2 separate regions of the Mus musculus genome follow, and region 2 is linked to region 1. Evidence: chromatin loops called from intact Hi-C (ENCODE). Cell type or tissue: left cerebral cortex. All regions are shown on one strand. Each heading gives the region's core, and the rest is flanking DNA. Links, peaks and the distances in the headings are about the cores only.

What was found. Hi-C counts contacts between places; a loop is a spot of excess contacts. Peaks named below come from ENCODE experiments on the same cell type or tissue, not always from the same donor. Only the 100,000 strongest peaks of a DNase experiment are listed, where the experiment ranks them.
Region 2: a loop joins it to region 1, with 12 times the contacts of the local background. A loop is called at or near these places in 2 of 42 quality-filtered maps.

The regions. Positions count from the first base shown.
Region 1 is chr9:33,820,448-33,832,849 of GRCm38, forward strand. No RefSeq gene overlaps it. Among named protein-coding and RNA genes, the nearest start is that of Gm25439, 91 kb to the right of the region's middle. In left cerebral cortex, for the core only: no CTCF peak of the experiment used is centred there; DNase peaks (open chromatin) are centred at 5,886 and 6,723; H3K27ac peaks cover 522 bases.
Region 2 is chr9:33,674,489-33,686,890 of GRCm38, forward strand. No RefSeq gene overlaps it. Among named protein-coding and RNA genes, the nearest start is that of Gm25439, 240 kb to the right of the region's middle. In left cerebral cortex, for the core only: no CTCF peak of the experiment used is centred there; DNase peaks (open chromatin) are centred at 6,858 and 7,542.

The DNA of each region.
Region 1 (12,402 bases), core at 4,462-6,961:
CTGCTACCTTACACACTTGTATCTAATCCCAGCAAACTCATTAGTTCACCAAAATGAGCTTTGTGGTTATCAAAACCTTGGCTTATTGCTAGTTCTCAATCTGCAGTAAGTAGACATTTGCTTATATCCTTTCAGGCATACATCACACAACAAGACCCTGGAAACTAGACTGAAGAGTTCTCATTTAATCCCCATACGATCAATCTAAACATGAACTGAATTCATAGAGCATCTTCACCCACCATAGGGTCCGCAAAATATTTTCTCAGTTTCTATTCGTTGACACATAATAGTCACATGTCAGGATGTGAGGGCAATAAACTCAGGTAGATTATGGCACTTCATTTTAAACTCAGAGTTCTTTATAATCAAATTCTCTAGCATTCTATCCCCCAGTTGGTTCATAGTTTCTGTGACCTTAGAACCATAAATCCTGGTAAAGCAAATATACCACTCGGAATATAATTTCACTGCTGATAGGGCTTGGTCTCTTACTAGGTAACCAGAATCAATGGACTACACACATAACACATCCATTGTACGCCCAACATTCAGAAGCTCATGAATAAGGATGACTTTAACTAATAAAATATGCTTGTGATATATTTTTATTAATTTGATTAGAATTAGTTTCAGATATATTTTCAAATAAGGGTAATAGAATATTTTTAATTCTAGATACCACCTTCAAATTAAGATTTCTATATTATACCCTAGGAAATGACCACAGAATTCACAATCAGATGAAATAAGACACCAAGAATGGTTGAAAAACCCTTAAGAGTAGATGAATAAATTATTTAAGGAAGATAAAACCAACATTCTGAAAGAATAGCAAGAGCTCAGGAGAGGAGAATCCAAGCAGGAAGGGACCTCACTGCTATTCCAGTGTGGTGAGCCTCCTTTGAGTTGTTTACTTTCACCTCTGAGGGAGTGTGGCCATGCCAGGCCCATGCCAATCATCATCAAGGGCTTGATGAAGTGCAAGGCAACAAAGATGAAAACTGTAAGAGCAACAGCCACCTACTTCTATGTCCAACAACTAAATAAGCCCTAGTTCTGTAGATTTACTTATCTGGAGAGTTACTTGTCATGGCTAAAATTCTCACAGTCATATGGGATATAAATGAAAACAATACAAAGCCTCCATAAGTCTATTTCTCATCAAAAAATATTTACATCTGAATATACACAAAATGAGCTGTGATATATATAAAAAGAACACATGAATCTATATAGCTATGCCATTTACATTTATAGACCCTATACAAAACAGGTATTTTAATCATTTTACACACAAAGAAAGAAAGGCTCCAGAATGATGTCTGATTTCAAGAACTCTGAAAAAGCCATCAGTATTATCAATCACACCCAGGCTACATGTCCTATTCTATGAAAAGAAGGAAGAGTAGATAAATTTCATAGTTAAACACAGAGGTATGCCTAGTAGAAATTTTGAAATGTAGAATTTTGTAAGGAAATTTTCTTTTGGTCTTTGTGCAAGACAGGGTGAATTCAAAGGGAATTCGTCATACCTTCATCTCATCTTCTCACCCCCCACAGGAAGCAACTTGTTCTGGAATGTGCTCCCTCCAAACCCACAAAGTACCTCCTCACCAAATCTCAAAAGTACTGGACTAAGTAACTATGGATTGAACCCTCTAATACTGAAAGCCAAGATAAACCTTTCCTCTTGATTAGAGTCAGGGGATGCTCTCATTTTTATGTGTGTAATCAAGGCATAGTCAGAATTATCCACAAGAATTGCATTGACCGTATACTTAAGTGATGGTGGGACTACTATGTACAAGGACTTATCCAATGATATGGAATATACATGACCTTCTATAGTGTCTGACAGTTGACAAATAATCATTACTATCTGACTGTGACTATTTGTATTACTGTTCATGATATAGGAAAGGTGGCTCATATAGTAACACTAAAGAAAATGTGTGAGGTACTCTGGGATGGAGGACAAAAAAAATCTTTTCAACTTGTAGATTTAGTGAGGATGACATGGAGAAAAAGTGGACACTAATTCGTACTAAGTTTCATGAGGACATGAAGACAACACACTGCAATTCGTGTGATAAGAATAGACTCCATTTCAGATTGAAAAGTGGCACAGCTTAAAAAAAAATAGAGACTGACTTTTCAAAAAAAAAAATTGAGGCAGCGTAGAGGATCTAGGAGATGAGAGAAATTGACACATTTATGGATGCTCTGTGACACAGCCTGTATTTAGCCCCTCTGCTGCCTTGTGCCAGTTGATTAAGGCTGGGAACATTTTCCCAAGTTGTGTGAGAGAAGTACAGCTGTCGTGTTCAGGAACTTGAGCGAGGAACGTATGCTTCCTGCCAAGCTTTCACTGGGTAAAAGCTCAAGGCTTCACAAAACAGAACGATTTTAAAAATGATTGGAAAGATTCATTCGCACTGACAGATGGAAAGTATCAGAGATTAAGGAAGTGTATCTGTGTATGCATGCACATATGTGTAAATGTGTGTGAGTTCACCCACACTCCCACACATGCATTTGCGAAGGGAGCTGTCAATAAGACTCATAAATTCAATTAAGCAGGTTGGGCTTCTCTGTTACCAATGTGTTTTCTCACAAACCAATTTCCTCTAATGAATAATAATTACGGCTATTTTCTTACCATCTTATATGTTTCAGGACAAGGATTTCCCATGGTTTTGGCAAACATAGTGTAAGGTTTGCAGAGCCTGTGTCAAATATTTATTTGCATCTGTGTGTGCATGCAGGAGCAAACACACATACATTCACACACACACACACACACACACACACACACATGCTACATGTGATTTGTCTCCATGGAGACAAGAAGAGTGATGGATTTTTTGGAGCAGGAGCTGGAAGCTGCCTGACATAGGTACTAAAACCTAACTCAAAGCCAGGCATGGTGGTTAACGCCTTTAATCCCAACACCCGGGAGGCAAAGGCAGGCTGATTTCTGAGTTCGAGGCCAGCCTGATCTAGAAAGTGAGTTCCAGGACAGCCAGGGCTATACAGAGAAACCCTGTCTCGAAAAAAAATTAATAAAAAAAAAAAAAGCCTAACTCAATCCCTCTGCAAGAACAGCAAGTACTCTTAACTACTGAGCCAGTTTTTTGTTTTAAATATTTCACACACACACACACACACACACACACACACACACAAAACACACACACACACACACACACACCAATTTGCCCTTCTCCCATTATAAACTCATAAAATGGAACACATTAAACCAAGGAAGGTGGAACTAGTTGGTGGTTCAAAATGATAGTCATGAATTTCCCATTTAAGTACAATAAACATGTTTTTTTTCTTTGTTTTGCTAGTCTTTGGATATTTTAATCTCACCTCCTATAGTGGGATGATTGGAACAGTCAAGGCAACTACAGCAACAGTCAAGCTGCTCTATGCTTGCCTGAATGCTGACCAATAGTCGAACATACCCCTGCACTCTTGTCTGTTTGCACAGGTAGAAGCAGCCAATATAGAGTTACAGGTCTGACATGACTACTATGATTGAGGACCCTTCCAAGGGAAAGGACTCACCTTATTGAAAATTTGGAACTAAGTCAGAGAACAGAATATTAGTGTTCCTGAAGTCAGAAACTGGAAGTACATGTGTGATCTTATCATCAATCACACTGGAATAAATTTTCTGGCAACCTGGTAGATGCTAGAGCATCAGTGACTGCATGTCAATGACAAGAGATGCAGTAGCTATTATCAGTCTAATAAAACTGTAAAGAGCTGCAATCAGACATGTTGGTGTTTATAGGCACCATCCTCTTGCCTATGAAGCAAAGCATAGCACCTGCATAGATGGGATTAGAACTGTCACTTTGGCTTCTCAAAAAGCTAATGAGAAGGAGAATACATTTATATGGCCTATGAAGAAGAGATATTTCAGATTCTAAAACTTGGACTTGATCCCACAATCCTAGGGAGAAAATATAGACATGAAAATCAAAGTGATTTATTGCTGTCAATGGAAGGTAAAATCCTCTATCTCTCTCAGCTCTGCAGCTGAAAGTTCCAGAGAGATTAGAAATAGCCAAACACAAGTTGACTGAGAGTTGCTAAAACTTAACCCATCAGTCCTCTGTGTGTGTGTGTGTGTACATATATATGCATGTATACACATATATGAGAGAGATAAAGGATAGAGATATGTAATTCAAGAAAGTGGTACATGAGAGGGGCCATAAAAAGAAGTGAAGGGAAAACAATATAATTAAATTTTATTTTATTTTTTGTAACTATATTTTAATTTGAAATAAATTTAAAGAGGCTCAACTTTCATTCTGTCCCTTTAAGAGGAGAGAAACCCAGTTCCTCTTGAATATAATTATTTGAAATATTTACAGTTCTTTTAAATATAACAATCAAGTATAGGGGCTATAGATACAGCAGTGAATAAGAGAATTTCTTTTGCACACACAAGAATGTGAGTTCAAATCCCCTCTTACCCATGTAAAAACTAGACACAGTTCTATGTGCCCAAAGGACAGCGTTTAGTGGGCATTTAGTGGGCATGACTCTTTATATATAAAGTGGTCATTGTGGATCAGTACATAGAATTTATCATTTTCATATGATCACCTGACTCATCGCAACTAGAAAAAATAAAATTAAGGTACCTTCTCAAGAAGTCACAGAAATATAGAAAACAATGAAGAAACCAAAGGAATTAACATCTCTCCAACACCCCTTGCTCTCTCTCAAATTCGTCAATCCTTTTTCTTTGTTTTACACTCACACACAAATGCATACATACACATGTACATGCACACACTTTTAAGTACATAAATGCAGCCTATTCCGTTCTTATACTGTTATCTATATACATATTATCTGAGGGCTGAATACTTAAGTATTAATCCATTGGAGATCCTTCCATGAAGAGGGCCTTCTTCTAATACCAGTATTCCCCACTCTCCCATAGTGATTTGTCTAGTGGTGAGGTCCTGTGAGATTTCCTCCTTCTGTGTTAGCACGTCGCTCATGTCATCACTCTAGCCTTGTTTAGGCAACTGTGACAATGAGCTTTCCTTAATATAGCCTTTTTGACATTTATAAGGGATATAACTTTTAGGAAACTTCCTATTCATCTGGCTCTATGATTCTTTCTGTTCCTTTTATGAAATGATCCCTGGTTCAGGACTTGTGTTAGATTTGTATCAATTGAGAACAAGTAACACATGCTTTCTTGCTTTCTGTATTTTGATCCGTTTTAGTTTTGTGCAATGATATATTTTTGTTGGAAAAGGTAGGTTCTTTGATGAGGTTAAGAAGTACACTTGTCTGTGGGTATAAAGATAAATATTTAGAATGTAAATTCATCTTCATTGCACATGTAAGAAATAGTTAACGAGCTGGATTCCTCTGACTAAACATTTCTGCTTCACAAAATATATCAAGATAGAAGACAAGTTTTAAACCAGCGAGAACATTTGCCCAAGACCCAGCTCATAGAGGAAAGTCCTCCAAAGTATACAGAGAAATTTCAAAATTCAACAATAAGAAGCCAAATAATCTAATTTTCAAATGGGCAAAAGACCTTCATAGGAATGGACACTTCAACAAAGAATATAATCATAGGATAAATAAACATGCAGAAGTTGCTTAACAGTCCATAAAGAAATAAATTTAAAATGTAAAGAACAAATGGTATTATATTCTCATTTATTTATAATTGAAACAATTCACCCCATGGGGTAAAAGAAGTTCCTACAACTTACTAGGCCAAGAAAAGCCAGAATGCTTTGAGATTCCTACGACTCCCTTCCAATATTATATAAGTAGCAGCAGTTGCTTAGGAGAAAGGATTCTCCCGCCAGCTGAGCAGTCTGCAAGAAGCACATGGTGTGCGAGGGTTGCTGCTTTCATGATTCCATGTGAAAGGCTGGATTTCCAAGTGATGTGGCTGTGTTGGGTCATCAAGGTCCTGCAAGAACAATATACACTTCGGTTCACTAGACTAGATTTGGTACAATAGTTTAATTGTTCTGTTGCTATTGTTGCTATGGTATTTATTCATGTGCCCCAGAATGTCAGACAACAGTGAGATAATGCTCTAAACCTTTTTAAATAGTCAAATTTCAGACACTGACAACACCAAGAATGTGGAATTAATAAATTCAAATAAACTCACAGCTGAGAAGAACACAAAATGGCTCAGTCACTTTGGAGCATAGTTGGACATTTTTGATAATTTCTCACAATATAAAAATACACTTAGTGTATGCTCCAGCAATTGTATTCTCTAGAATCCATTCACACAAAGAGCATGTCTACACAAAATCCCGTACCTGGATGGAAACAGTGGTTTTGTTCATAACTGCTGAAACTAAGATGCAACTAAGGTGAAATTCTATACAGGAATAGATAAGTAAAGAGGTAATCTAGACTCTGGGCTCTTATCCAGTGCTATAAAGAAATGAACTGTCATTTATGGAGGAAACTTTACCTATTACCAAGCAAAAGTAGCCTTTCTAGAAGGACTATGAGCTCCGACTGCATGTTTTCAATTATAAGGCATTGTAAGGACTGATGGTAGAAAGACAAGTGCTGTCAAGTATTAGTATGGATGACTAAATGGCTTTTTAAGAGGGATGACTAAGGCAAGCACAGAGACTTCCTGAACCAGTGAGACTATGAGTATTACAGTGGTAGGTGCATGCCATATTCCCTTAGATGTGCAGCACCAAGAGTGTTCCCTAATGCAGACTGTAGACTTTGATAATGTACACATAGGCATGGGTTAGATAATTGCTACAAATATAGTCACTATATAGCAGCACATGAGGCTAATGATGGCTAATAAGTGAATGACAAGGGGGAATATGTGACAATCTCTGCTTTTCTGAGCAAACTGTTTCTGAAAATTTCCACTAAAAACAATTGAAGTACCCTTGCTTACATGTGAGGTGAATGCTCTTCAACAAACACATTATAGAAGAGACAGGGATATAAGATGGAGAGAAAAGGTCAGAAAAAATATTTGAGGAAATACCGGTTAAAACTATGGACATTTCATGAAACACATTAACCTACACATCCAAGAAGCTAAAAATTCTCCCACAGGATAATTGCAAAGAGATTCACACCCACTCACACAAAATGATGAGAGCCAAGGAGAAAAAAGAACATCTTGTAGGCTGTAAGAGAGAAGTGACTCATTATACACAAGTGACTCCAACAAGAGTAACAGCTAACTTCTCATACACAAAGAGAAAGATTTTAAAAAAAAACGAAGAAAGAAAAACACAACACTGAACACATAAACCTTTCAACAAAGAACTTTATATTTGGAAAAACTATGTTCCTTGAAAAGAAAAGACAATCAGCATAGAATGGAGGTTCAGAAATTAAAAATGAAACTATCATATGATTAGCCCAAACTTGCCATATGATATCTATCCAAAGGAAGTGCAATCTGTGTTAAGATACATTTGCACTTCCATGTTTATGGCAGTGGTCTTCACAAGAACTACAAAATGAAAACAACCAATATGTCCCTAAGTGGATGAATGAATAAAGAATGTCTGCTATTTATATACAAAGAAATACTGCACAACCTTTAAAACGATAAAATCCTGTTATTGGTGACAGTATGACTCAGTCAAGAAATCATTTTAATTAATGAACTAAGACAAGCACAGAAAGGCAACACCATGTAATCTCATTAAACATGGAACTGAAACAAGTTGGTGGCTTAACTATGGTTATACAAGGTAAGGAAAAGCTCAGACAGGGGAAGGCTGGTAAGTATGTAGTATATTATGGACAGGAGAGATATTACTACTGTCCTAATGTGCTGTGAATACTGAAAATATCTAGTGTGTGTGTGTGTGTGTGTGTGTGTGTGTGTGTGTGTGTGTGTGTGTTACTGGACATTGAAATTATATTGAAGTCATGTGCATCCTGGACAGTGTCTCTATCTTAGATATGTGTCAGTCCCATGTGGATATTGACTATTTCCACCTAAAAGGTGTGATAAATGTCTGGAAGGCAGATATACTTACCCTCACATAAACATTGTATATGTGAATTTAAGCATCATTTAGGACTCCCACACATAAGCATAATTGTTATAGATTGGTTGGAAATTTAAAAATAAATACACTCTCAGATAAAAGTAAGATAAGCCACTGAGGACAGAACACCTTACTTGTTTTATGAAATGAAGTTCTTAAACATTGTAATGAATTATGTGGGATTGTAATTCAAATGCACAGGATAAGACAGAAAGGCCCAGTGAATGCAACTGTGCAGAGAATTAGTCAAGATAACAAAGCAGCTCATTTTTTTTTCTTCTAAACTTTGAGTGATTTACGAAGTTGTATAATGTATTGTTCTAGGTTGTTTGCCTTCTGTAAGGTACTCAGAAACAATGTTCTCAAAAGCAAGTGTTTTGTTCCCAAATCTAAGGAGGGGCATAGTGTCCACACTTCAGTCTTCATTCTCCTTGAGTTTCATGTGTTTAGCAAATTATATCTTATATCTTGGGTATCCTAGGTTTGGGGCTAATATCCACTTATCAGTGAATACATATTGTGTGAGTTTCTTTGTGAATGTGTTACCTCACTCAGGATGATGCCCTCCAGGTCCATCCATTTGGCTAGGAATTTCATAAATTCATTCTTTTTAATAGCTGAGTAGTACTCCATTGTGTAGATGTACCACATTTTCTGTATCCATTCCTCTGTTGAGGGGCATCTAGGTTCTTTCCAGCTTCTGGCTATTATAAATAAGGCTGCTATGAACATAGTGGAGCATGTGTCCTTCTTACCTGTTGGGGCATCTTCTGGATATATGCCCAGGAGAGGTATTGCTGGATCCTCCGGTAGTACTATGTCCAGTTTTCTGAGGAACCGCCAGACTGATTTCCAGAGTGGTTGTACAAGCCTGCACTCCCACCAACAATGGAAGGAGTTACAGAGACGGAAATGATGGACCATGTAGAGACTGCCATAGCCAGGGATCCACCCCATAATCAGCATCCAAACGCTGACACCATTGCATACACTAGCAAGATTTTATTGAAAGGACGCAGATGTACCTGTCTCTTGTGAGACTATGCCGGGGCCCAGCAAACACAGAAGTGGATGCTCACAGTCAGCTAATGGATGGATCATAGGGCTCCCAATGGAGGAGCTAGAGAAAGTAGCCAAGGAGCTAAAGGGATCTGCAACCCTATAGGTGGAACAACATTATGAGCTAACCAGTACCCCGGAGCTCTTGACTCTAGCTGCATATATATCAAAAGATGGCCTAGTCGGCCATCACTGGAAAGAGAGGCCCATTGGACTTGCAAACTTTATATGCCCCAGTACAGGGGAATACCAGGGCCAAAAAGGGGGAGTGGGTGGGCAGGGGAGTGGGGGTGGGTGGATATGGGGGACTTTTGGTATAGCATTGGAAATGTAAATGAGTTAAATACCTAATAAAAAATGGAAAAAAAAAAAAAAGCAAGTGTTAAGTATTCAAGGAAGAGGCTGGGCAGTGGTGGCTCATGCCTTTAATCCCAGCACTTGGGAGGCAGAGGCAGGTGGATCTCTGAATTCCAGGCCAGCCTGGTCTACAGAGTGAGTTCCAGGACAGCCAGAGCTATACAGAGAAACCCTGTCTCGAAAAAACAACAACAACAACAACAAAAAAACAAAAACAAAAAAAAACAAACAAAAAACAAAAACAAACAAACAAAAAACCCAAACAAAACAACAAAAAAGTATTCAAGGAAGAAATGAGGACAGGTGGAGCATGTAAGAGCTCATATCATAAGCTGTATGAATTTATAGTTGTCCTCTTTGCTTAAAGTTGCTTCTAAAAAGACAAATGACATCATGAATTTCTGCCTCTCACATATAAACAATACATATATAACAATAATAGAATAAAAGGGGGAGGACAATATATAAAAGTATCCTCATCGTAAATCACTGGGACCAAATATGAACTGAAATCCACTGAAGCAATTTAAGATACATTCTGTATAGATGGAGGAATCCTTGGGAAAATAACCCTGAAATAACAGTAGAATTATCAAAGGAGTTAGTGCATTAAATGTAAAATATGTAAGATAAAAAGAGTAAAACGGACATGAACCCACAGGAAATAGTATGTACAGTGGCAACTGTAAATCAATATCATACTTCAACAATTAGGCAAAACATGAAAATCATCAGGGTGGTAATTTTAAAAACAAGCATTTTGGGACTCAACAATACAGAGAGAAAACAGAGAATGAACAAAATAGATACAAACAACAATCAGAAATGAAGAAATTGACAGATGAGGTGACTACCATTACATTACTTAAGTTATAAAATAAAACCTTTTAGACATAAAGTGGACATTTTTGTGATAAAAGAATCTATCAGCATTGTTAATGTTTACAGAGTATTTAAAAATACCCTAAGGTAAAGGGAAAATAAGAATATCAAAATTAAAGACAGAACCAGAAACTATTAATTGAAGAATTAATGCCCCGGTTTCAAAATAATAATCATTTTGGATCACAAAAATGGTCATAACACAAACATGAGAATGAAAAAAAGAACACTGTAAAAAAAAAAAAAAAAAAACCCAGACACCTGTGCCCTATTCCTCTTCATAGTAGCAGAACACCCTTTCTTTTACAGTACAAATGGAACAAGATCTGCTTATACCATATGTTAGACAAGAAAAACCAAGCATTTCTAATTAAAAAAAGAAATGCAATCACAGAAAGCATTTTTTCTGATTATAATTTAATGGATTAAATTAGAAAGCAGCAATTTATATCTGGGAGATAATGTAGTTGTATGGAAATCAAACACCATTTCTCTGAATAACCAATGAACTAAAAAAGATAAAACAAATAAAGTTTAAAAATAGCTTAAGATAAAGAAAACACACAACAAATCATGCACTTAAAACCGTGTGCTCACTTGCCAGGTGTGATAGAGTGCACTTTAATGACTGCACTGGGGATGCAGAAAGAAGCTGATATTTTGTGAGTTTGAGGTCAGCTTGGTCTAGATTGTGATTTCCAGGTCAGCAAGGGCTGCACGGTGAGACCTTAGCTAAAAGACAAAGCAAAACAAGAAACCAAACAAAAATCAAAAGAAAATAAAAAATGAAGACTCACCAGAAATTTTGTAGCTATTAGAAGCATCACGTTAAAAAAAAACAATTGGGGCCTGTGTTAGAGCTCAGTTGGTAGAGCACATACCTGACATGCACAGAGTGCAGTGCCCAACACTTCAAGGTCATCCTCAGCAACAAAAGTAGGTTGAAGATAGTGTCTGAAAAGAGAAGAGTCCAAGCATCAATAAACTAAGAGGACCAACCAAGACCCAAAATAAAACACAGGCAGGCAAAAATGACTTGGATCGAAATAAATAAATTTTAAAAAGATAATAGATTAAAATCAATGAAATTCAAAAACTTATTCTCAATAGCATTGAAAAAATTGAAAACTGTATGTAGAATGGTGAATGAAAAGGGAAATAATGCCTTATTTACATAGCTACAATACATAGAAATTCAGCTGGATCAGTAGCTATAGCACAGAGGAAGTGGAAACAAAGCTACACTAAAGAGGTGAGATAATCATACACACGGATAAACAAGAAAGTTAACACAAAATATGTAAATCTGGAGTTCTTCTCTTTTCTTAGAGCTATTTTAAAGCACATGAGAGTTTTATTAAGTTATAAAAGTCAAAAATTAAAGAGAAAATATCACCTACTGGAATTGTACAGATGGATGGATAGATGGATGGATAGATAGATAGATAGATAGATAGATAGATAGATAGATAGATAGATAGAGCCACAATGATTTTGCTGTGAATAGAGCTGCCAGCCACAAAAGATAAAACGGACGAATCCAAAGATTAATTCCGAAAACTGATTTTAGTAAACTCAGAAAATCTTAAACAAACTATAATATGTAAAAATATCAAGTTAGTTGTTTTGAATTCCATAGAAAGGAAGAAATAAAGGCTTACATGTGTTTAGGGGCTATTTTAACACCACTCAAAAATTACCAAATCTTGTAAACTTGTCCCTGGAACATTTTCCATATTGTCTTGGTAGGCTCCCCACATGGAGATTCATCCCATATATAGTCACCAAAACCAGGCACTATTGTGGATGCCTACAAGTGCTTGCTGACAGGAGCCAGGTACAGTTGTCTCTTGAGAGGCTCTGCCAGTGACTGACAAATACAGAGGTGGATGCTCTCAGCCAACCATTGGACTGAACACAAGCTCCACAATAGAGAACCTAGGGAAAGAACCCAAGGAGCTGAAGGGGTTTGCAGTCCCTTAGTGAGAACAACAATATGAACCAACCAGTACCCTCAGAGCTCCCAGGGACTAAACCA
Region 2 (12,402 bases), core at 5,912-8,411, 140 kb before region 1:
TCTTAGGTGCTTTTGAGAAGCTACTACTGATAACATCTCTCTGTAAATCAAAAGAGTTAAAGATACTGGACACCAGGAAAAGAGAGGGGTATCATCTTTGTATTTCTCCCTATCAACATGTTAGGACATTTGAGTTTACGCTCCTGCAGCTGAAGTCATTAGGAAAGGGATTTATTCTGAGATGTCTGTCCATGCTAGCAGCTTGGATCATGAACCTAGATGTCCAATTCTTGTGAGTCATATTCCAAACAAAACACTATGCTGAAGGAAAAACACCGCAAAGATGAGTATTTTGTCTCCTTTGTCCCCCTTAAAATTATAGGGAGACTGTGCATACATCTACACAGAAATGCAGAAACCATGTCTGTTTTCTATGTTATTATGCAAGGCATCTGGGCTGTTTTGTCGAATATTTCAAAAACCGTAAGGACCCAAGAGCCACAGGCTATGCAAAGATCCTTTCTGTCAAGGTCAAGACAAGGACACAAGGCTGATGGAGGCAGAAATAAAGAGAATTCTGCCCCAGGACCCTTTAACAGAGCAGGCCACAGCCCACACTGAGCCTGTAGTCCCCACTGCAGAGTGATTAACACACCCTTTTCCTCAGACCATTTCTGTTTGAAAATCTATGAAGCCACTTAACTAACCACCTTCACCACGCATTCGTGAGGAAAGGAACAGAATTCTTCAGACCCCCTATCCTTCATGTTCTCCTTTCTCCCACACTTGAAGGGTCTCCAATTTCTTAAATGGCTTTTAGTAATTTGTGTGGCTTTCATCCCAGCCTCTCCAGAGATGTCTTGTCAGACAATAGCACTTGGTAACTCTGTTGTCTTCTTCCCTCACAGGGTTACATTATTTTTTATTTCTTCCCTCCACTTCTTTCTAAATGGTGTCACTGGAGACTGACAGAAGCCTGAAATGATTTGCTGGGATTCCTCAGGCATTAATGCCTCTTCAGACTACAGCAGAGTGATATCTGAGTTATGGCTTTCCAAAGTGGATTTTTTTTTATTTAATGCTTGAAATATAATCTTAAGAGAAGAAAAACGCAAAACAATATGTAAATTAAAATTTGTAAAATGTGTTCCAGTGAAGATAGACCCTGGAAAATTATACATAGAGGCCTCAAAAGTTGTTTTGGGTGGTGGAATTAGGTAAGCTTAATGGTTGTTTGTTTTCTCATGCTATTACTTTTAACAGTATCATTCTTTTTGAGTTCAAATATTTCTAAGCTTGTCAGTCCCTAGGGTAAACTAAATTCAGCCAATGAGTATAAATGGTACGGGGGGGGGGGGGAGTTGGTCTTATTGCTCAAAGCCTTATCCTGAATTATAAGCATAATATGGCTCTTTTTTCCCCCATTATTAAGGAAAATTCTATTAAAGACCAGGAAAGGAAGAGGATCTGGGGAAAGTAAATATCAAATTCTTACATCCCAAGGAAATCTGAAAATCACTATTGACCATTCAAAATGATATCTTCTCAAGGCTTGGGACAGCATTGAAAGCTGCACTAATTACCTCTGTCTTCCATGTTGGCTTAGTAGAATAATTACCAAGTACATGGGTACTAAACAGGGGAAGGGATAAGGATTGGATCTTGGGATAGCCTCAGAGACTCTGCACTCGGATTTTATTTAGAAAGTAAAACACAAGTAACAATCTAAGCTCTATGCCTCTTACTTTCCATGTTCCTCCTCTTAGGATCAGCACCTATATTAGTAGGTTCTTCATTGGCTCAGAATTTTTCTCCTTTAGTAGAAAGAAGAGAAACCTGCCTTTCTCATTAGTCTCCTAATGAGACTTGGGTATTTTGTGTCTCAATTCTGATCATGCCATAACCCATGAGAACTGAGAAGAGCTCAAAAGATTACCTTTAAATCAGTTCTTCTAGATGATTGGTGAGCAACTGAAGCTGATGCATCATCCCCACTGCCGCCTTTTTCTCTTCAATTGAAACGTTTCCACCATGTACCATCCAAACTAAATGTGTAGGTTCTGTGTAGTATGGCATTCCAATCAGGAGTGATATAGTCTAGTGGGGCTCCTTCATAGCATAAAAGCATATAAGTTTCTAGTGAGCAAAATTCCTACTCATAACTATTTCTTGATACCCAATTCAGAAAGGTTAAGTGCACACCTGCCCACAATGGGTCTCTGAGCTTCCACTGTTTCTTCTTAGGGACAAAGTGTGTTCATGGAGCCTTCATCTTTCCCTGAGTTTGAGCCAACAGATACTTCACGATCTCTGCCTTGTTTCCAGAAGCCCTTTTGACCAAAATGCTTGTCTTGCCAGTAAAAAAAGCGGAGACTAAGTCTATCTAAGAACAGATAGCAACTTGGAGTTTACTAAGGTTTTTGATATTCGTCAGCAATTACTTATTTGAGATGAAGAAAAGACTTTAAATGTATTCTTTACATTGATATATGACAAAGAATATACTAGCTCTGAACATCTTTTCTATTGTTGGGTCCTGGACACCTTCCTGTATATAACAAATGTCTCCGTAGCAGTGTAGGATTCTGACTTCACACAATTGAAAGAAAGTCCTGACTTGTGTGACTGCATAGTATCTGTCTCCTCTCAGACTGCATGAGCTCCACAAGAATTGGTCACTCTCAACACTACTGTGCTGTAGCACACGGCTCAAGGAGTGGTGGATGCTCAATGAAGATGCTTTATCCATTCCGTGCAATGTGCAAAAGCACAGAGAAACAGCTTAGATGAGAACTTTCCTGGGCTTGTCTCAGTTGCCTCTGGAGAAACAACTAATAACTGCATGTTCAGAAGATTGCTGTCGTCTCTCTGCCTCCAACATGGTGCAGTTTCATTTCCTGCTTTACAGTGCCTGAAACTTGCCTTCCAAGTGTTCCCTGAAGATACTCAGGCTTCAAGTTCCATAGAGCCCAGTCTGTCTCAATGTACCTGTAGTTCAGTTAAAACGCATCCCAAGACAAAAGAAAGCAAGTGTGTATACACTTCCCGTTTAGCACCGCGACCATTGTTCTTGTGTCAATTCTGTAGACACAGCATTTTCTCTGTTAAAGATCAGAGCCAGAATGGCAATCACATGGCTACATGCTCCTCCTGTTGGGCTGCATTGAGTAGACTGCAGAGACACTTACTGTTCCCGGAAAGTGGAGAGATGAATCAAAAACTTCAATAAGAGAAACCCCAGCTCTACCTTTCCCATATGCCTTTCAGGCTAGACAGGATTTAAGTCCAAGAAAAGAACATAGTTTGTACAGATTTTTTTTTTCTCTTTGAAGGAATAATAACAACTGTCGATGCCTTAAGCAAGGACTCCAGAAGGTTCTGTGTCCTGTTTTAAGAAACTCTCTCCTGCTGCTGAGACCAAGTCAAGGCTAGAATTCTGACAGTGCAGAGCCTGTCACCTTTTTCCTTGTAAGACCAATATGTGGTTAAAGAGATGCAAGTGACCTTTACAATGGAAGAAAAAAAGTCCTTGTTCTTAGTACCATGCTAAGCCTCAGCATTCAATTCGAAACCACTAATAGCACAAAGTCCACCCTCGAGCTTTGCTTTCTCCTGCCTTTAAAGGCTGCAGGGTCATTTTCATCTGCATGGATTGATTCTTCCTCTTCAATCCTATAAGACTGAGATAGAAATTTCTCAGATCTGTTTTGTTCATTATAAAATTGCAATGAAAAGGTATGAGGTCAAGCGCAGACTCCCCATTCCTTCGCAATGCCTGATGTCCAAGGATTCAAGTTTTAAATTTATTTAGAACTAATACTGAGAGAGATCTAGAGGTCATGTTGGTAATAAGCCAAACAGAAGGCAATAATGCAGCCCTGTCTGCTTGCTTCAACCTCTGCGGACTTGAGAGTGAGGGAGCTGGAGCCAGAGAATGGCCCTAACTCAGCTCTCAACGAGTCAGATTTGCAGGGGCAGATGGTTTGGATTCATCCAGGGACAAATGAAACAATTAACATCCGATTAGAAAATATATCTACATGGCTGGAAAGCAAAATGAACCAGAAGTATGTATTTCTTGCTCACTGCTAGGAATTATTCTAAACTTTGCCTAGAAATTATTAGCACTGCATGTTTAGCACTGTTTTTCCCTTCAGTAAAGCATGCGCTCCAGGAGAGTCAGCTGATTATCTTTTGATAGTTTGATTCACAGCTCTGTCAGTGATGGCTAAGTAAGGGCCTGGACCACAGTGAGAAGTCAAAAGCATGTATTACATGCACAAACAAATGAACGATGATAAGATGTACAAATGAGATGTGGTCGAAAACTTAGTTTGCACCCATTTGTCACACTTGCCATTTCTAAGATCAATTTTCCAACAGGCTTAAAATAATCCATCCAAGCCTCCTTCCTCATCCCTTTTAAAAACCTTCATAGGCTTTCCTACGTGGTGTCGAGATTATCGTGAAAGGCTTGAAAATCAATGGAATTAATTCTCTTAATCATACATTCTTTTCGTAGGCTGTCTGGCACCTCTGCTTTCTTTGAAGAAGAAGTCTAATATTTTCCAAGCCCTGTAGGGTAGATCCATGACAATCAACTCAGTCAATATTCATATGCAAACATTTTGCTTGGTACACAGGCAAATGCAGATGCTGCAGGAAAACTGCATTAGCAATTGTAGTCCCTATTAATTCTTGCTTGCAAACCACAGTGGAGGCAAGTTTGACCACTTACATACCCAGGCATGCCTGTTGATCTGGCCACAGTAGAAAGAGAATCTCGCCCTCTCCAAAGAGAGTGGTCCATACTTTGGGCGATTACACATGGTATTGAGAAGCAAGCATAAAATGGCAATGTGCTCCTAGGTATCTGACTGTAGTACTTCTAGATATTTCTTTATTAATATATTTTAAAACACTTTCTAAACATAAAGGTTGTGTTACAAGGATAAGTGTAAAGAAGTGGGAAGACAGACTAGGCATTTTCTTAATTTAGATATTTGTTCCCCCAGAATTAAATCCCCATATTTGAATACCATAATACTTGTTCTGTTAATTAGGCATGAGAGAAGACATTGGAGGTTTCTATCAAGGTTTCACCTGAATCCTATTATAATTTTTATATGAATGGCAGCCCTCTACAGTTAAGGCATTACACAGAAGGTAGAAAAGAACTTCTTTCAAGTCATTGCCACTGGGTTTTCAGAGCAAAGGTGCACAGGTAGGCAAATGTCAGATCAAATGGGACCCTGCAAGATTCTCTTTTGAAGGAAGATGTAAGAAAAAAATGTAGGAAAGGTACCAGCAATGCAAAGAAATCAGCACCTGATACAGCTCTGCAGTGAACATTAATAAAGTGAACTGTCCCTTTCCTCGGCCCTCATTTCAGGAAGGTATTAACTGCACACCTACACAGGTCATCTACATAGAAATGTGATTAAGTTGTTGAAATCATTTTATTTTTAAAAAATGAATATTCAACCTTAGAGATTTATCATAAAACAGACCTTCATTGGCAAATTAACACACAAAATTTAATAAATGTGAAAAGGTCTTTAGAAGATTCAGAGAGATAAATAAGTCTATTAAATCCAAGTGACTTGGGATCTTGAATTTTGCATGTTTTGACATCAGTATACTCTGAATTGTAATTCGTCATAAGGTTAAAGGATGTTGTTTTGACTTTGACATGCAGAAAGACAAATAAAATTTGATACAAAATATCACAATGTGTCAGGAACATGAATAATATAATTACTGGGCATCCATGCACTAGCTTATGCTTAATTATAACAAAATGATAAATGCATGTAGCTGAGTTTTGTATATATATATATATATATATATATATGTATATATATATATATATGTGTGTGTGTGTGTGTCTGTGTGTATGTGTGTGTGTGTATAATGATAATTAAAACCCATCTCCTGTTTCTCTCAAAATATTAATACGAACCCCCAAGCTCTAACCTTCCCATTTCAACACTCAAAGAAATCTCATATATAACCAGGCTCTTTTTTTCTTGGGCCTCTGCTAATCATTTTCCATTTTGAACACAAAATTACCTCAAGCTGTTTGGCCAGGGAAGTGTAATTGCTATTATTCTGATTGTTATTGATAACAAATAAGACTAATCATAACACTTCTCCTCTGTGTGCCTGTAAACTGTGTTTCTAGAACAGTCTGTTGCCGTTGAGAGCTCATACCTTGGCAAAGTCCGGTGACCTCTGCTCACTCCTCACCTGAAAGACAAAAGAGTCAGACTAGCCAATCTCTAATGTTCCTGCCAGACTGAAAATTCTAAATGTCTGTGATATATGACTATCACTTGTTAGTTTAATTTAAAAGGCAAGGCCGACTTTTGATCTGTTTTCCTCTCTACTATTGTAATTATTATTGATCTTTCAGTAATACTCTGTCCAAAGCCTCTGGGAATATCATAAAAAGGAAACACAAGTACTATGAGAAAACAAAATGGACAGAAGTTTCTGTAATAATGAATATTTTATTCCATTCTTTGGTCAAAGCATTGCAATACATCACTCTCAGCCTCAGGGGAAGGAGGGTTAAGCTCTACCCAGTGACTGGGCTATACTGACCTCTTGAGAGAGTCATATTTCTACATAATTCTACTTTTCATGCTCCTTGACTCCAAATAGGAAATGAACTCAGCTCCAGGCAGGGCCTAGGGACAGGACATTCCATATTTTAAAAACCAAACCAACCAACCAACCATCCAACCAACCAAACAGTCTGTGGTGTTCCTAAGCTGCCTGCCTTTGCTGCTACTACCAGCAACTCTGCCTCCATTTTTCCTGGCATCAATATGAGTCCTGCTTGAGTCCATTGGCCACGGAGGAGGAAGAACTTGGCTCTGAGAGGTTTTGGCTCTTACTCCCTTACAGCTCCTCTCAGCTTGATTGGCACAGAGTTGGATAGCAACACCACCCACTTCTTTCTCTTTTGGGCCTCCTGTTTCTACCAACTCTCTCTCTCTCTCAGTTCCCCTCCCTGGGATAAATAGAGGTAAAACTTGACTCCTTAGCCAGAAATTCTGAGCACAGACAAAAACATTGAACTTAGGAGTTCTTGGCATTTTTCAAGCATCTCAAACTGTGCAGACTTGGCCATAGTCAGAGGTCTCTTTTTAACAAGGAAGGAACACGTCCTGACTCTGCTCAGAATGGGATCATAAAGTGATTCTGCTTCTAATTGTTCTAAATGTTTATGCAAAGGCTCTGGGAGGAGATACAGCTGACAGTTTAACTGATAATTATAGAGTGATTAAGCCTGACATTTCCAGAGGACCGGGTGAAAAACCTACTCCACTCTGCAAGGGTCAAAAGACCAGGTAGCTTTCTGAATTTCAACACTGCAATACTTTAATGGTTAGTAGAAAGAGAATTATTAGAAACTATTCTCAAAATTTCAAAAAAAAAGATTTTATGCTAATGGACTGTTAAACATTTAATGCTCTGTTAACAAATGGTTATTTCTCCATTAAGCACCATCACGACCTATGCATAGTTTATGAACATTCCTGTTGTCCTTGAGAGAAATCACAGACAGTATTGGCTAAAAATATCAACCACGTGAGAAACAGAGTGCAATTTGCATCAGAAGTTCAGCTGACATCATCTAGCTCAGAAACTTGCCTCTAAGGATCAGACCCAGGAAAGGCTCCTCCTGTAACACATTACCAAAGCAGATCTAGTAGAAGAGACGAAGTTCTCTCCCTTTCAGGAAACTGCTTGAGAATGGTGATGGCACTTTAATAGTAAAGCTCACTAAAAGGCTTTCTTTCACAGGTATTGTTTTTTCATCTCTTTGAAACTTCATCCCTTTCTCCTTTCTTTACACAGCCCCAGGGACACACACCACACATCTCCATCTAGCAGGAACCAGACTCCCTTATATTTCTTTCACCTTAAAGACCCAAAGAGGCTAAGCATATCAGAAAGTCATTTTGCATATTACATAAGTAAGAACACTCCTGTAGAGGTACAGAGATAGATGGCCACGCCGAAGAGTTGAGAGACTGGAAACACAGTCTTGAGGCATCCTTGAGGCATCCTAGTGATAGAAGCTGTATGAGCATTCTAAGCCCTAGATCCAGCAGATTTGGATCAATAATCTTTGTTTGTTTGTTTGTTTGTTTGTTTTAATCATTTTGTTTCTGTTTGTTTTGTTTGTTGTTGTTTGGGTTTTGGAGTCAGCCTTTCTCTGTGTAGCCCTGGCTGTCCTTGAACCAGCTCTATAGACAAGCTGTCTTTGAACTCAGAGATTCTCCTGCCTCTGCCTTCCTAGTGCTGGGAATAAAGGTGTGCTTTGTTCCAGCTCCTAAGGTTGCATTGGTGTTTCAAGCATTGTCTCTTTCAAGAAGCCAATAATAATCACTGCAACTAGTCTACCCTGAATTAACTAAAGTTTGTGGCACTTCCTGATACTAAAGTCCTCACTGAGAGGCCAAATCTACTCCATCTTGGGACCTTGGGACCAGACTCAAAAAAAAAAAAAAAAAAAAAAAAAAAGGCTGAGAATTTTATCTACCGCTGAATCCAAGCTACACCCAAGTAACAGAAAGGACCCCATGGAACCCCATGGGCTGTCTTTAGTCCATACCCCAGAGTTACTCCCTTGCTACTTCCTAGCAACAGTCAATCAAAGATTAGTCTGATTGTTTCAGATGTACTTTCAGACTGTTTGTGATTGTTCATGGTCTTGCTTCAGAGCACCTACCTGTCAGCTTACAATAATCATTATATTAGATGCTTGTTAAGCTAGACACCCCCTCAATTGTTCCCATTTTCCTATAAAACCCTGTCATAATGAGGGCTCGGGGCTGCTTCGCCACACCATTTTTTGTGTTGGTGGCAAATAAACCCAAGGAGACCCTAATGTGATTATATTGGAAACTGCTCCTTGGTGGTCTTTTGGGGTTCACAAATGCTTCCTGGCACAATGCTTACCACTTACCTGTGTTGGATGTAAAAGGCTTTCATTTCAAGCAATGGAGTGAAGCCATAGGGAGAAAGATGATACAGACATAAACAGAGACAGGAGGTAGGCTGACCCTTGTGATCTCAGAATTTAGTTAGTTAGTGATGGTATCTAGATGTAATTTCCTATTATAAACAGAACCCCTCAGAAAACAAAGGAGTCTCCTATATCCAACATATAATGGTGCTAAAATAGCAACTGACCAAGTTCCTTTTTTTCTAGTTAATACCAGCATCCTCTGCATCTGTGAAAGACGAGCCTCAGCATCCTCCCTTGAGATGCTGAAACATGTGGGTGTTTAGTCCAAGTATAAACCGACATGATCAATACATGCAACATACATACATATACCCCCACTACCCTTAACTTGCCAGACTACTTGAATTGCCTCATACAATGGAAATGCTGAATAGAATTATTCTATGTCATTGCATTGAGAATAATGAGAAGAAGAGAAAGCTTGCTTGAATATGTAGAAGCAGATGCAATAGATATTTAGAGCTAACTTGACCCTTCAGACACAAATTACTGGCTAAAGGATTAAATCAAAACTCCTTTCAACTGCAAGGCAGGCTCTATGTGTGGTCAATATGTCATGAGACTCTCTGCCTTGTACTTCATATTTCAGTAGTAGTGAACATTTTGCATCCCTGTCATTTACCATTTATCTCAGGTTATATCATCTCCCATTAGTTCTCTTGGGCATGAGCCCACTTTCCATCCCTCTTTGTCAGGATAACTTTGATTTCAGACTTCACTGAGTAATTGTCCCACTGTTATCTCTCTCCACCCCCAGAATTAGATACCTTTGATGCTTTCCAGTTATCCATAGAACATCCTTGTCTTTGGTCATGAAACAATTTGGGCAATGGGTGCATCAAACTTGGGACCTATGATTCTTAACTCTTAACATAGCACTAATACTTATTATCTAAGGGTTGTTATGTAGAAAGGTTTGGGTGACTTAAAATGTCCAGACCTGCTGTGTAGAGGTAACTGTCAATAGATGGGGTAGTACGGCTGAAATTAGCCACAGTGAGTTAGAGGTTAAAGAAGATACCCCATCATGGCTTACCAATTCCTCTAGTCAGAACTCCACGATGTCATAAATAATCTGTTATAAAACATGCATGTTCTTATTGTTACTATCGTTATCAGTGTGAGAATTTTAAACCTAGAGTTTAAGTGATTAGATGTGAAGTGATAATCAATGGTAACCCTATTGTAATATCCAAAATTAAACAAGACTAGAGCATGTCTTCTTGCAGTTAAGAGTTCCAGTATACTGCTATTTATCAAAACAATCCATGCTAGATTTCTTTTTAACTGTGGGGTTGCTTGCTGAGTCCTGATTTGGCTTTGAAATCGCATTACAGTTTGGGAATTTGGTACACTGTCTTCTCCATCATTGTTCCTCTGCATCAGTTAGGTGTGTCAACATTCTTTGTTATAAATATAGACTCTTCTGCAGAGCTGCAATCCACACCATTTCTGAATGGGGGATCATCTGGGCATAGTATATGCAGAACAAAGTTTTGATACTTCTGGAATTTTCGGTCATATTATTTTTCACAAAGATTTCAAACATTTTTCTTAGCTTATCTTCAGAAAGAAACATGTACTTACAAGACAATTGGTACCAGACACTGCACTCAGGACTTTATAATACATCATGTACACAATTGCATATTCTTCACAATCCTGTATTGAGTACTACATTCAGAAGTGTACAGTAAGCAGAGGGTATAGTCTAACTTGTTTCTCATAATTCAAAGGAGTTCACTCACAGAAGGCAGTGAGATAAGGAAAGGCAGAAAACACCCATGGCATTTTTTGCTGGTAGGTAACAGCACCTTAACATGACTATATTAAGATGAACATAAGAAATTACAGAAAGCACAGTGCTGCCCATGCTTGTTATTATATGTTGTGTTCTGCATCCTGAAGCTTGGTACACGTTGACTTGGACTCAAAGATTTTCACCTTTCTTGTCAACCTTTTCACGTTAGTTACCTTTACTGTTTTTCCTTTTAGAAACATATATTTACTTTTTTACTTATTTGCACTTTAACTGTTAAGATTGCTGATGTTTCTCTACCTGTCTGATAATCAAATGTATATAGTTTGTGTAGGCTGAAGTTGACACCATGCTTCTTTAGCCTTGTTAATTTTCAGAGCAGAATTTTTTCTCAATATCAGGAATTCATTCGGATAGCTTAGCTGAAATGCCTGCACCACCTACATTTCAGGCACAACGTAATGATTGTTTTCTGTATGGTATGGGCACATAAGATCACCAGGCTGTCTTACACAACGTGATGATAGCCACTGGATTAATGCTTGCCACACTTGCTATAAGAGTCAGGCTCTGTTTCATCAAAGCTATGCAGCACGTTCAGTTCTTCCTTCTTCATTTCTTCCTTACTCCCCAAGGTACACAGTACCTGCACAAAGCTTTGCTCCCAGGCTTGCTTATTCCAATAGTCTCAAATCCCACCTGCAAGCAATCAGGAGTCAGCACTTAGGTGAATATGCAGAACTTGCAGCACACCGAGCCTCCTGGGCAAGGGAACACCTGGATGGAATGGCAGTGTGTTACTTGCCTCCAAGAACTGCCACATGAGCAGTTGCAGCAATTACCATGTCCTGTGGGTAGGGATGACTCCTGCCTTGCCAGTCTGAATGGACTAATGGAACACGGGATCCAGGAGGGAGTAAGATATCTCCATCATAAACTGAACCATTTTGCTGTTTTGAACTGTTGCCAGTTTTTATAACAATTTCCATCTTAAGCTGGCTCAATACATATTTAATGAATTCTTCTATAAAACCTTTAACAGCCCTCAATTCATTTCAAGTGGCAAATGACTCAGCAGTTTGAAATGATGAGGTGGATGCTGCCTCTGTATTCATTACTTAAGAAGAAAAAGTGATTTTGTTGTTTGGTTTGGTTTTAATGATCTCTCCTACACAGGGACTTTCTTTCTCATGTTGACATCCATACAGTATAAAAACAGTTTGGTTTGCAGATCCTTTCTCCCAGGGACGTGGTTAAACAGGAGGAAAATTGTGAGTTTTCTACAACAAAGAGTTGGTATGTGTACATTACAATTTCATGTTAGCTTGGCTTTGTGTCATCAGAAGTCATCAAGCCTTAGAGACGTCTATGCTGTGCATCACTTCCAATCCATCCAGCAAGCCTGTTGCTATCTCCTCCCTTGCTACAGAAAATGCAAAGAAAACTAGGTGAGAGTTCTGGTTTGAGATGCTTTCATACAGTGGCAGTACCAACGATCAGACTCACCTGATCTGAGCAATGGCTGGTACCACATGCATCCTGAGATGCTAGATAAAAGTCTCAACACCATGAGATCTTGAGAGCAAGAAGGCCCTCTTCTACTGCAACGTCTAATATGGGCCATGCTAAGGCAGGGCCCAATGCTCTGCACCCTTCC